2 separate regions of the Homo sapiens genome follow, and region 1 is linked to region 2. The links are chromatin contacts, found by Hi-C or POLR2A ChIA-PET in ENCODE. All regions are on one chromosome and are shown on one strand. The core of a region is the stretch at or near the end of the contact, and the rest is flanking DNA. Distances in the headings are between cores, read along the strand shown.

Evidence for each region. Hi-C counts contacts between places; a loop is a spot of excess contacts on that map. ChIA-PET counts read pairs that join two places held with the same protein, here RNA polymerase II (POLR2A). Pooled maps may share reads with other maps.
Region 1: a map of CD4-positive, alpha-beta T cell shows a loop between it and region 2 (9-fold over the local background). The contact joins two enhancer-like sites. A Hi-C loop is called at or near these places in 8 of 168 maps with a recorded cell type or tissue (B cell, CD4-positive, alpha-beta T cell, CD4-positive, alpha-beta memory T cell and 3 more) and 14 of 50 pooled maps. POLR2A ChIA-PET finds 5 or more read pairs at or near these places in 25 of 52 experiments (B cell, CD4-positive, alpha-beta T cell, CD4-positive, alpha-beta memory T cell and 16 more).

Annotation. Positions count from the first base shown.
Region 1 is chr15:38,650,042-38,656,727 of GRCh38, reverse strand. No RefSeq gene overlaps it. Among named protein-coding and RNA genes, the nearest start is that of LINC02694, 43 kb to the left of the region's middle. Within about 2 kb of position 5,312, at least 6 of the 41 ENCODE cell types and tissues checked have a DNase peak (open chromatin) inside an H3K27ac peak, as active enhancers do; they include B cell, CD4-positive, alpha-beta T cell, CD8-positive, alpha-beta T cell and 1 more, where a contact is called at or near this core.
Region 2 is chr15:38,606,015-38,612,805 of GRCh38, reverse strand. No RefSeq gene overlaps it. Among named protein-coding and RNA genes, the nearest start is that of RASGRP1, 45 kb to the right of the region's middle. Within about 2 kb of position 2,010, at least 4 of the 41 ENCODE cell types and tissues checked have a DNase peak (open chromatin) inside an H3K27ac peak, as active enhancers do; they include B cell, CD4-positive, alpha-beta T cell, CD8-positive, alpha-beta T cell and 1 more, where a contact is called at or near this core.

The DNA.
Region 1 (6,686 bases), core at 4,063-6,562, 41 kb before region 2:
CATTGGGAGTTAGGGCTTCAACATATGATTTGGGGAGAGACAATTCAGTCCGTAACAGGTCCTTACCTTTATTTTCATCTGCAAAAAGAAATGTTAATTAAAGGGAGAGAGAGATTTGTTGTCCCTGATCTCGTAAAACTCACATCTATCTTCATCTATCAAGACTTGAAGACAAGGTTAGAAATGAAGAAAGAGGCAGGAAATAATGAGGAGCCCCCTCATGCAAATTGTTTCATTAGGGAAGAAAAACTAGTAATCAGGGAATTAGGAGTCTAGAGCTTAATGCCAACAAGGCCATTTACTTACTATGCACTAATCTCAGGCAATGCATCTAGCCTGTCTTCATTTTCTATTCTATAAAATGAGGTTAAGATTTCCCGCTACAAAAAAGATTCTGTGATTCAAAAATAAGGTAATATTTTCCATTTTAAATAATATGCTTTCCCCTTATTAATGTTTTCACACTCACTGTCTTTGAAAACATACTTAATCTTGGTTATTTTTACATTGTTTAATGCTTGATGTGAATTCACACCCTAAACACAATCCCTTTGTGTTTACTTTCTCTTCTTTACAATGCCCAGTATTTGAGCATAAATTGTTACTCTTGTCCCTGACCAGTTGAGAAGGTACATCTCTGATTTCTCGCCAGAGTGAGAAATAAAATATTGTAGTGTACTGCTCCCCAATGTCTTTCTCCTGTTTGAACCTCATCTACCTGAAATTTTATCTTTCTGGACCTTCCCTTCACCAGAAAAGTACAATTCCTAGGCAGCATTTCCTGAGCAAAACAGATGTGGACTGCATTCTTCAGTGAAGCTCAATGTGGCACTCCATTCTGGTCCCTGGATATAATTTAAGTTAACTTCACAACAGCCAACCAAAGTAAAAAAGGTGGGGATATACTCAGTAGTCCTGTTCACCAAGTTTTCCATCTCTCTGCCTGCCTTTTGGGCACATTGCAGGATTGCACATCCTGGTCACTCTAGGATTGGATGTGGCCATGAGACTAGTTGTAGCCAATGAGGAGAAGTGACTGGTATCACCTCTGGGGCTAGTATTGAATTGTAGGACCATCTGAGGGCACTCTTCTCCTCTGCCCTTGGCGATCAACAAAGATCAGCTAGTGACTGCTCTGATAGATTGGGTCATGGAGTGAGGACAAAGAGCAGAGAGTCTACCCATCTCCCCAAGTCCCTCTTTCTCCAGCACAGGGTGGACATATACCTTGAGAGAAAAATAAACTTTTTTGAAGGTAAAATTACAAACATTTGGAGGTTGTTTGTAACTGAGGCAAAACTTAGTCTATCCAACTGATGAAGATGACTACTATGGGCTCTAACCCTTTCCTACATTCTTATAATCTGAAAGATACAGCCCCTCCACCTTGGACAGCACAGCCCCACACACGTGGTTGTTCAAGTGCACACAACTAAATCTTTCAAGAGAAAATAGACTCTCAAGTTCAGTTAAAATACAAATATTCTCAGAACTCAGTTACCCAAATCCAAATTTGAAGTGTTCCATCATTTGAGATTCTGTAATTTGAGGGCCTTGTACTAGACCTGTGCTGTTCAACATGGTAGCCACCAGCCACCTGTGCTATGAAGTACTTGAAATGTAGCTAGTACAACCGAGGAACCAAATGTTTAATTCTACCTAATTTTAATTAGTTTAAGGTTAAAGTCAATGTAAAAGATTTTATTAATAATTCTTGATTACATGTTGAAATGGTAATATTTTGGCTATATTGAGCTAAATGAAATATATTCATAAAATTAATTGTACCTGTTTCTTCTTACTCCTTTTAATGTGGCTACTAGAAAATGTAAACTTGCATATGTGTGCCTGCCATTCTATTAATATTTCTAAATTTTAATTTTTTAATGTTTTAATTTTTTTTGAGATGGAGTTTTGCTCTTGTTGCCCAGGCTGCAGTGCAATGGCATAATCTCGGCTCACTGCAACCTCCACCTCTCGGGTTCAAGCGATTCTCCTGCCTCAGCCTCCTGCGTAGCTGGGACTACATGCATGCGCCACCATGCCCGGCTAATTTTTGTATTTTTAGTAGAGACAGGGCTTCACCATGTTGGCCAGGCTGGTCTTGAACTCCTGACCTTAGGTGATCCACCCGCTTCAGCCTCCCAAAGTGCTGAGATTACAGGCATGAGCCACCACACCTGGCCTTAATATTTCTATTGAATGATACCGGTCTAGAACCTAGTCCTCAGGGTTGTAAATCTTCATTCAAGTCCTGCTTTTCTATTTTCCAGTCCTATGTAAAACTATGTTGTCAACTCCCTTTAGTTTCTAGAGGAGTGAGTTTTCTCTTTTTTCTTTTTTTCTTCTGGAGATGGAGTCTCCCTCTATCACCCAGGCTGGAGTGCAGTGGCGTGATCTCAGCTCATTGCAACCTCCACCTCCCGAGTTCAAGTGATTCTCCTGCCTCAGCCTCTCAAGTAGCTGGGATTACAGGCGCACACTGCCATGCCCAGCTAATTTTTGTATTTTTAATAGAGACAGGCTTTCACCATGTTGGCCAGGCTGGTCTTGAACTCCTGACCTCAAGTTATCCACCTGCCTCGGCCTCCCAAAGTGCTGGGATTACAGGTGTGAACCACTGCGCCCAGGCTGAGTTTTCCCTTTCTAGCCCTAGAAATCCCTAATTCATTAAAGGTTGAAAGAAGTGTTTCCCCTGTTTCCCTAAGTCCTGACGAGCTCTCCCCTAGGGAATCCTACTGTGCCACTGTTCTCTCTGAAGCCAGCTTTCTCGGTCCTGCTGACAGGCCTTCTCCAACTTCCTTCTTGAATTGTTGTATCCTAGTTTCTTGCTTCCCTGTGTCTCTGTCTTTTTAAACCACCAAAGTGTCCTGGTTGGACATCATTTGCATTTACATGCTGACCCATTACTCTGAGACATCTCCATTATGTTTTCATTTAACAAGGAAATTACTAAAGATCTCTGTATTTATTGTAGGGGCCATAAGAAGGATGATGCATTGGGAAGAGCGCCTATCAGCTCACCACTGGGTTTTAGGAAAAGGATGCACTTGGCTTAATCTATTGCTTTTCTTGGGTGATCTCTGGGAAGATGTTTCTCCTGGCCACAGTCTCCCCTGTTAGAATGGCTGGTCGTAAAATATTTCTACCGGACAATCATGGGATTCAGTGACATCGCCGTAGGGTCTGTTCATTGATTTCCCCTGGAGCTCTTCACAATCAGAGTTTAAAAGATCTTCGATGATTCAAAGCCTGAACACTAGAAGAAGCTCTCAGGATCTTCCAGGCCCGGGGAGGAGCTAGCGTGATGAAGGCCTAGACTCCTTTCATTACCCTTCTTTGCATCAGATATTTATCTGGCCTTTGGTGCTGCCCCTCTGAATGTTAAGTAGCTGACCCAGTGTCATATTCTTAAAAGGCAAGTAAAACATCCCCCAACCGTGGCCTAGAGCCTACCAAAGGCCACTGATGGTACAGCAAGATATTTTCAAATCCTGCAAAGATCAAACAATTCTTCTACGGTTGCTCCGACAGCCGCAGAAAAACTACCCCCCACCTCCCCAAGCTAACTTCCTGACCCCAAAACCCAGAGTCTAATCACTGAGCCAATAGCTTTAAGTTTGGGGTTTTGACAGCTACGGAAAGCCAGGCTGCAGAAAGGTGGCTTCCAGACAAGGGCAGAGGAGGCTGCACGAGAGGTTCTGCAGGCTTACTTACTTTTAATCTGCTAGGTTCTTCTAATCTGCTTGCTGCTGCTTTGCATATATTTATGGTTTGAGTGCCTTCTCATTCCAACTCTTGAAGTGAATTAGTCCCAGGGATTGAAGTCAGGGAGGCTTCTCTTGCATGAACTAATCAGCAGGGCAGGACCTGAGTGTACCTTGCATGGTCTCTTTCCCAAACTGGGGGCTTCCAGAATAGAGGCTGACACAGATCAGGCTCTGAATCTGGATAGAGATTCAAACCCAAATAGACAGCACCAAGCTTCAAGCCAAATACAATTGTGAATAAAATAAATAAGTGAAAGTAATGGATGAATATTTTTATGTTGATAGGTATCACCAAGCTTATGCTCTCAGCTCAATGGCCTGGCCACACACTGCTTAAACCTCCGGGCTTGGAGACCAGAGCTGTCCCAGAATGCAGTGAGCGTGTATGTTCTACACCGCTGGCCTCGACCATTGCATATAAACACAGGTTTCACTCAAGCTGTTCTGCAAAGGAATATAGGAATGCAGGTTATTTACCAGTGAAAGAGTGTTTTAAGTGTGTTTAGAGGTGTAGACTGCGGTGGTTTTGCATATGTGAGGTAACCAATCATAGGATATGATTTTAAGGTCCAGAGCATGCTAGGGTTCTACCCACACTACTTCCCATTCATGAAATAGCTGATGCCTGAAATGCCCTGTGACCTTTACAATCATTTGGCTTAAGGGTAAGAATATTTCTAGAAGGAACAGTTCATTAAAGCTTATTAATTACCTCTAGAATAGATGATCCTATAGTATCAAATTCCTGAGAACTGTTTTGGAGGAAGAAAGAACAAAGGTTTAAGGTGCCTGAGGAGATATTTTAGAAAGAGAAATGGGTACAGTGAGTTCCCCTCACTTTTCTGCATCAGACCAGCTCTGGGTGAAGATGAGAATTGGAGAGGCAGGAAGAGAGGGGAGCAAGGGAATTGGGCAGTATGGATGACCTCGAGTTCCGCCTTCTCTTTCCTGCCCAGTTGCCCTTCACTTCAGCCTGCATGTTGCTGGAGCATAGACGCCAGACTGGGTTTGGTTATCTTTGTCACCTGGAGGGGAAGGGGGTGTGGTTTTATTTTAACACGGCTTCCTTTGCTGCTTGGGTGTTGCTCTCACAAGTGTTAACTTGCCCTGTTTGTTGGAACCGAGTAGTTGCTCCCTAAGCCCTTGTATTTCAGCAGAAAGAAGAAAAAAGCATCTCTTTGAAGGGAAGGTGGGTGAAAAAGAAAGCCACATTAAAAAGCCAGCCCGTGTTAAATTTGGGCTTGCTCCTATTTGTAAGAGGTTTAAAAATACCCTGGGCCCTTTTCTGCTTTTGCACGCTTATTTAGCAGTTTGCCCCCATTTCCAAGCAGCCCCTTGTAAAGGCGCTTCCTCTGCTCGTACACCAGCTGAGAGCTTTTGTACCTGTTCTCTGAAAGATTCAGTGGCTCTAGAAACTCCTGTTAGAAGCTTGAAGACTCTGGCCCCAGCTAGGAAAGAAGATCTGACTTCAAACATGAGAAACACTAATGAAGAATTCTTCATCCTGCTCCACCCACCCCAGCACACGCCCCAATCAAACAAACCTAAACCCACACTTCAGGGGTGTGTCCCCGCCACCCCCAGCTACTTATTCAAAGATAAGTTGACTTAATTGTTGTTGTGAGAGAATGGTGAAGTGTGCTTATTCCATGTGGGGTGGGGGTTTAAAACAGTTGAGCAAGTCAGGGAGCCATGGAGCTCTTCCTAGGAAATAAAATCCTTTGTGTGTCCTATAGGAATGAGTTTTAAAATCTGGTGCTCAAAATGGAACAACAAATGGGAGCAGACACCAGTAAAGAATGGGTTAAATATAATATGATGTAACCATAAATAGATAACTGAACAGTTGCAAAAAAAAGAATGAGGAAGCTTTTTGGGCACTGACATGGAACAATTACCAAGAGATATTAAGTCACACAAAAGCGAGGTATGGCACAATGTGGATAGCCTGCTGCTGCTGTATAAAATATCTCCCCTATACACACAGATTATCTAAAATCCACAAGACAGGATAAATTTTACACTGGCTCCCAGTGCCCTAGAAGGTTTGAGCCCCAGGTCTCCTCAAGTGTAACCTTCCCAATATTGGCCTTATTGACTTTCTTCCTCTTCCTTTCCTCATTCTCCTATCAGATTAGTTGCCTTTGGGAGGGAAACTTCATGCCTGGGGAACCAGGTCAGAAAGACATTTCATGGCCTATCTTTTTGTACTCTTTGCATTTTAAAATGTAAATGTGTTGCCTATTTAGAAAATAATAATATGGTTTAAATTAGGTGGTCAAAAGCTTAATGGAGTAGCAAGCCTAATTCTGGGGGTGCAAATCTCCCACCTGCCAATGGCAAATCTGGTTAATCCAGCCAGCAACCATCCCCTAGGCAGCCTAACAGCCTAGTGGCAGCAGGTACAACCTGCAGATTATCTTCAGAGGAATGTGGCAGCCTGTGAAGCACTCTGCTTTCTGAACCTGCACCTTTCAAATAGACTCCAGGATCATGCCAGGCTGGGTCAATTTCACCAGGCTGTCAACATCCCATAGCACAAATCTTAACATATAAATGAATTGGACTTCACAGGTTCTCAACTGACAAACTTTCTGGGAAAGGATTTTGGTCAGAAAGTTCATGAGCTTCTGGGTAATTCAAAATAAAACAAAATATACTATTGATTTTTCTAACTGTAAATTTAAGACTTGTTCAATGCAGATTACTTAAAGAAAAAAAAAATACACAAGGGCCAAGAATTCTCCTCACTGAACATGTTATTGGGGTCATCGCTTCATGGCAATGTATAGAGGTTGATATGGTTTGGCTGTGTCCCCACCCAAATCTCATCTGGAATTGAAACTTCCATAATTTCCACATGTCGTGGGAGGTGATTGAATTACGGGGACGGGTGTTTCCCATGCTATTCTCGTG
Region 2 (6,791 bases), core at 761-3,260:
AGTCCATAGAAGGCAATCCATTTGTTCATCCAGCACATGTTTGTTGAGTGACTACTATTTGACAGGCACTGTAGACACCTCAGTGAACAAAACACACAAAGCCTTCACTTTCTTGGCACTGGAAGGGACAAATGCATTTACGGCACTTCACGGATTCCCCTGACAGAAGTCCTTGTCTATGCTAAGTCCTACACAGGTACAGCCCATTGAAGAGGTGAGTAAGATTCTCAACTACTTAACGTGGAGGCTATGGAACACACTGCTTCTTTTCTTAGTATCCATCACACTTCTAAACAGTTGCCACTGACACTTCTGGAGAAGTCCAACCTGTTCCATGCACATAGACTCACCCATTCAATGACACAATTTATTCCAAAGAAGGCCTGGTAGACGTCTTGAAAGTCTAATATCGGGAGCTCTGTCATGCTTCTTGAGAAAGGTGATGCTTCTCAGAAGGGTGCATCCTTCCCCATGAGTCACCTGGGTACATATCCAGCCCAGGGCTCCCAGCAGCTACACCAGATCTGCGCATGCAGAGAGGGAGAAAAAAAATGCTCACACAGCTAATTTTCTTGCCTTCATTGCTAATAAAAGTTTCTAGGTTATGAGACTACTGTTTTGTTGCACTTCTTTGTGAAGGGAGGCAAGGACAATAAAAATAAGGCAAATCATACCTGAACATTGGAGGTGGAAAATATCTGTGTCTGAATCTGTCAGTGCTAACAAATATATGCATCGAACTCATTGATAACAACAGTCTCTTCATAGAGCATGACCCAGATGTACACTTATAGGGCCTAGAAAAGAAAAAAGAACATTTCCCCTATACTTTACTCCACTAAGCAAGAAATTCTCAAGATGGAACTTCCACTAAGGCAAGATGACTCTAGAAGCTCTGCGCTTAGATAGTTGTGAAGGGCAGTGGGCATAAGAAGCTTCAGTGATAGTTGTTAACAGTGTAGGTTCCTAGACCCTAAACATTTTGATTCAGGGATCAGTCAGAGCCCAAAACATCATAGGATTTGCTTTAGCTTTTAGTATATTTGCTATGGAATTTACTCTCTAGAGAGTCAATTTGTCAAATACCTGTGCTTGATCTCAGATTAAGCAGGGTAGGGCAGACCTTCCATGGGAAAAGTTGATGGGCCATTTTCAGACTTTGGGTTGACACAGAGAAGAGCATGTCCCAGGGAAGCAAAACTATGGGAGGCTGGACCCTGAAGGAGAGGATGTCTCAGAAAAGATTAGCTCTGCATCGGATCAGCACATAGGCTGCCGGTTCCTGGGAGGAAGGGAAGCAGCAGTCCTGTGCTCAAAACGGAGTTACATAGCAAGGACACAGAGCACATTTTTCTCTTAAAATCTTTCTAGTTTCTCAGAAGGCTTCCTGAGCTAAGACTCCTCTGCCCACGGTAAGCCCTTCTTATAAAAGAGAGTGTCAGTACCACAAAACCAAGTTGTGAAACAGCTGAGCTGCCAATTTCCTGGAGGCCATCACTGAACCCAAGGCTGGGCTCAATCTGAACTGAACTGGCTTTTCCAGGTATCTTGACTCAACCAGCCCATCCAAAACTTCCCTACAAAAAAGGAGATATCACCTTAGCAAACACCATTGGTTTGTCCTCTCCTCTCATTTGGAGTTGGTGTTGTTTTATGGCACTGACAATGGAAACTAGGAGTATAAATGAGACATTCTCAGAGCTAAGTAGAGTCTATTTAGTTTTACGACCAGGGGCCAGGAGGCATGCTACTCCGCCCACCTCCCAAGAGACTGCTGCAAAAATAGGCCAGCATGATGCTGAATCTGCAAATGTAAATGCAAATTTCAGTATGACGCTCTGCCCTAGTGGTTCTCCCTTTTGGACCTGCTGCTTCTCTTTCATAGGTTTCATGTTTCATCCCCACCCCTACCTTCTAACAGATGCTATGTAGAGTTCAAATTCCCTGTGTTTACTCTGTTCTTCATCTGAGATGCTCCCCCACTTTCGTCAATCTATCGCGTATCTTCAAGATCTAGTTCTGGTTTTCAACCTTCCATCAAGGCGTGCTTGACAACTCTGAACTTCAGAAAGCCTAACTGCGTAATTGTAATCTATAGTGGTGGTTCCAAAATTCGACTACAAAACAAAACTCTGCAAAGACCTTTTAAAGTATTTAACCATTACCCTCCTCAGATTGTCCAAGTTAGAAATTTGGGCGATAAGGACCAGGAAATCTGTCTTCTGTTTTGTTGTTGTTTTTAAATGTTTTCCTAGGCCCTCATTTAAGAATCACTGGCCTAGAAAGAGGTTGTACTTGATATATACTATCATTATTGTTTTTTAATTGTTTCAAGTTTGCTACTTCTGTTTTTTCTACCAACCCACTGCCTCCCCACTCCTACACACACACACACACACACACACACACACACACACACACATACACACACAGCTACACATGTACACACTGACAAACATACCCACAGCATAGTGCAGGACTGAGTACATGGTGAAAACAAAACAAATTATTGATTCTAGATTACCATACCTGAGGATGAAAGAAGGAAACAACATGGTGGGAGTACGAATTATTTATATCTTCCTTTTGTTGTGACTGTATGAAGAACAAATCTTGCACATGACTCAAACCAACCTCTCAAGAGCTCGTCTTAAAGGGTAGAGCTGGTTTTCACTGCACTGGACGCCAGCCTGCGCATGCCCTTCAAGACTCCCTCAAGGGAAGGGAGGGTGAGGATAAAGACACAGACAATGGGCTCTTGGGAAAGGGAACTAAGTAAAGCCAGGCCTTAGGAGAACTGAAAAGCCATCAGAAATATTAATAACAATGATAATAGCTATTATTTTGTGAAGATTTACTATGTGCCAGGCACTATGCTAAGCAATTCACTGGCAGAGATACCCTTTTTAAAGATTCCTCCTTCGAAGATGAAGAAATTGAGTCCCAGAGAAGTTAGGTCATTTGTCCAAGTTCACAAATGACAGAGTCCAGAGTCTAATCCAGGCCTATCAGACCCCAGAGTTGGAGTGTTTAACTATTTTTTCCATTTCTTAAGAAACGGAAACCGATCCAAAATGGCTGCCTCACCCCTAGAGCTTTTATACAGGCTCTTATCTCTATGACTCTAGTTTAAATTCTTGAGAAAATCTGACTAGCTAATGAATTAACTGGATTTGAGTCGAGCGTTCATCCATGATCCAATCAGCCATAGCTAGAAGGATCACTCTAGAGCTCTGATTGGTATAGGCAAATTGCCTGATATAGCCATCATACCAGGGCATTGCTTACTATCCCTGAAACCAGAACACTGGAGTAGGCGATGTAAAGTTGTTACCTCCCTCACATGTAGAATCAGGCTAATAATGGTACACCCCCACAGTGCTATTTTGAGATTTAAAGGAGTCAATCTATATGAAGTGCATAGAACAGTGTGTAGTTCTCAGGAATTGCTATGAATGGCATTATTATTCAACTTATATTACCACCACTTTTGCTTTCATTTTCCAGTATGCTATGTTCTTGACTCCCAACTTAGTTTGATTGCCTTGACCCACACCTTTCAAAAGTATGTACACGAAGAACTGCCAAACTTAAACCTCTCTGCAAACACATCTTTTCCAGTGTAGCTTTGATAACACCCTGAGACAAGCAGAGGTGAATGTCTCCCAGTCTGAAAATTTCCAGGGCTATTCTACAGTGACCCAAACCAAGGCTAGCTTTTATCTTTGGGAAAGCAATTACAAAAATCAAGTCTTAAGGGAAGAAAGTCGATTTCGCAGAAGTGATAGGCAGAAATGCCCTCCAGCAAACTCTGTCCCTGAAGTCACATGTGTTACTCCATTCATTCATTTAACAAGGAAACGATGCATTAGTGACTATGAATAACAGGTAAAAAGGACTATCATACTGAGCGTGTCCAAACAACCAAAGTGAGTGATGCGTTGACATTACATTCCTAAGTAATGCCAGGACAAGAAATATGGGGAATTTAGATATTACGAGAAGGTAGTTATGAATCTCAGCACAGTTCTCCTAGAATCAACTTAAGGAATGCTTTATTACAAAATAGGCATTCAAACGTTTGTTGATTTGATAGAGTCAATAAAGTACAAAGAGAGACATCTCTGCCATGAAGCATTATCCAAACAAGAAAGGTAAGGAATTTCTCACCCTCAGTTATGCTGTATGTTATCATAACAACCACTAACTTACATCTGTGTTATTTCACATTTCTCGTTTGATATTCCCAACTATTCCCCTGCAAGCAAAGTAAGACCATGATTATCCAATTTTACAGATGATAAACTCGAGGCTCAGCACCTTCTACTGCTTGTCACTGCTAGTAAAAAGAAAGTACAACTAGAACCCAGGTCTTCTGACCCGTGTGTCCTTCCCCTGCCCCATGATGCCTCTGTGTGAGGTGTTTCTGGTATAAACTGTGGGAAGAAGCTTCCAAATAGCAAGATCAACTGGTTGAGAAATCATTGGTGTTTTTTAAAGTGTGTCCCTTAAATCACTATTGTGTCATGATAATCCAAGAAAAAGCTTGGGACCCACTGCTCACCATGCAGCCCATCTTGATTTACAATGCACATTAGTTTATTAAAGGCTCTCAGCAATCGTATCATAAAGAAACCCAAATAACTTATATTAGCTCTGTATTCCTCAAACTTATATGAGCATAAAACTCTGTAGGCATTATTTATTAATATTACACAGAGGCATATTCTTTGGAAAACATTTGAGACTGTGTTAAAAAGAATTATTAGGTGACATGAGTAAATTAACTAAAGAATTATGCCTCACTCTACCTTGCCTAATTCCCAGTTTCTTAAACCCAAACTAATTTCTAAAAGCAATACTAATTCTAAGTATAATTTCTGGACATCCAGTTAACTATTAGAAAGCATATAAGGAGAGATGAAACTTTAAAGAACTGAAGCAGGTTTTAGAAGAGCAGATTAATATAGAAATAGAGTTTCTACCTCTACCCTCCCCATGGCCTACAGGAACTCCAGGTGGCCTTCATACTTCATTCTTTCTCTCCACCTACATAGCTTTTCGTTTATCTAGGGTTATGTCAGTGGCATGAGGAGTAAGATATTTTTTTTTTCTGTTCCTCATCTGTAGCTTTCCCCACAAAGAGAACTTTCTCTAATCTTCAGGGATAAATCTTTGGCTTTCTGGAGATCAACATCTGATATAGAAAGTGGAGGCTGGGCGCGGTGGCTCATGCCTGTAATCCCAGAACTTTGGGAGGCCAAGGCGGGTGGGTCACGAGGTCACGAGTTCAAGACCAGCCTGGCCAATATGGTGAAACCCCGTCTCTACTAAAAATACAAAAATTAGCTGGGCGTGGTGGCATGGCGTGGCACACCTGTAGTCCCAGCTGCTCCAGAGGCTGAGGCAGGAGAATCACTTGAACCTGGGAGGCGGAGATTGCAGTGAACCAACATCATGCCACTGCACTCCAGCCTGGGTGACAGAGCAAGACTCCATCTCAAAAAAAAAAAAAGTGGAAAATTGGTCACCCTGTGGTTGCCAGGAACAATGACTGGCAGCATTAAAAGAGAAGGGAAAGGAAAGCATGTGCCTTAGAAAAACCTTTATCAAGGATTAATTAACCAACCAAATGAAATCCACAGCACAAACAGAGTGAGTGAGCCCTTTCTTCATCAAACTACTTTTTTACACCTTCTTATCAGTGGCTGTGGCTCCACAGCTAACTACCTCCCCAGTTTATGTTCCTTTCCCTGAAAGAATTTGACTTTTGACTCTCCTTGACTGCACACGTTTACATCCATATTAAATTCATCAGACCAAACTGCCAATTTATTGCACATGTATCCGATCATGCAGTTCAGGACATGCTATCCCAAAATATGGCACCTTGGCAATCAAGGAAGCCGCAGAAGCAGAAAGGCCACTCTCACTTTCTGCCTCCCTTCTCCCCTGAAGCCGGCCATAAAATCTAGCTGATGCTCCCTGAAGTAGGTCATAAGATTCTCATTCCAGAGGGGTCCTCCCTATACCTGGGGAAAAGGAGTGGAAGACACAGAGACTCCAAGAAGTATCAGAACAAACAGGCCTGCTGAGTTTCCCCCAGTTCGTTACCATTAGGTCACATCCCCTTTGTCTGATCACACCTCTACATGACTGTCTACTCTTCGTCAAACCTAAGCATAAAAATACGCAGCTCTCCCTGTTTCTTTGAGTCTTTATTTCTGAAGATTCCTGTGTCACATATCAAATAAATGTGCATGCTCTTCTATCATTAATCTGTCTTTTGTTACAGGAGTCTCAACCATGAATCTTGTGATGGGTGAAGAAAATATATTACTTTTTCTCCCCTACACTCACTTGGGGAAACACACGTGCTTCCTTGCTACACATGATTCCAAAGGGCTTAGGCTTCCCAGAGACTTTTCTTTTCCTCAGGTTCTCCTCTCTCAGGTTTCTTCTTTACCATCAGAGAATTTTTCCAGGAAACAATCCTGAAGGTTAAGACAATGTGACCTAGAGGGCATAGGCGAGCCTCTCCTCTGGCCCCAAGGCTGCAGATAGCCACTTCCTTAGTGGCCCAGCCTTCTCTCAAGAACAGGGAACACATTTATTCCAGGAGGGTTTCTCCAGAGCAGAGGTGAGTTAACGCCTTCCAGAGGGTCAGCTGGGCCACTCCACTGTTCCCACCTTCCCTGCCCTCATTGTCTCCATCAGTTATTTTCCTGGGAGACAGTGCACGCTGCAGTTCCTCCCAGGGAAAACAGCAGTCTGAGGACTGGGGTCCCGGA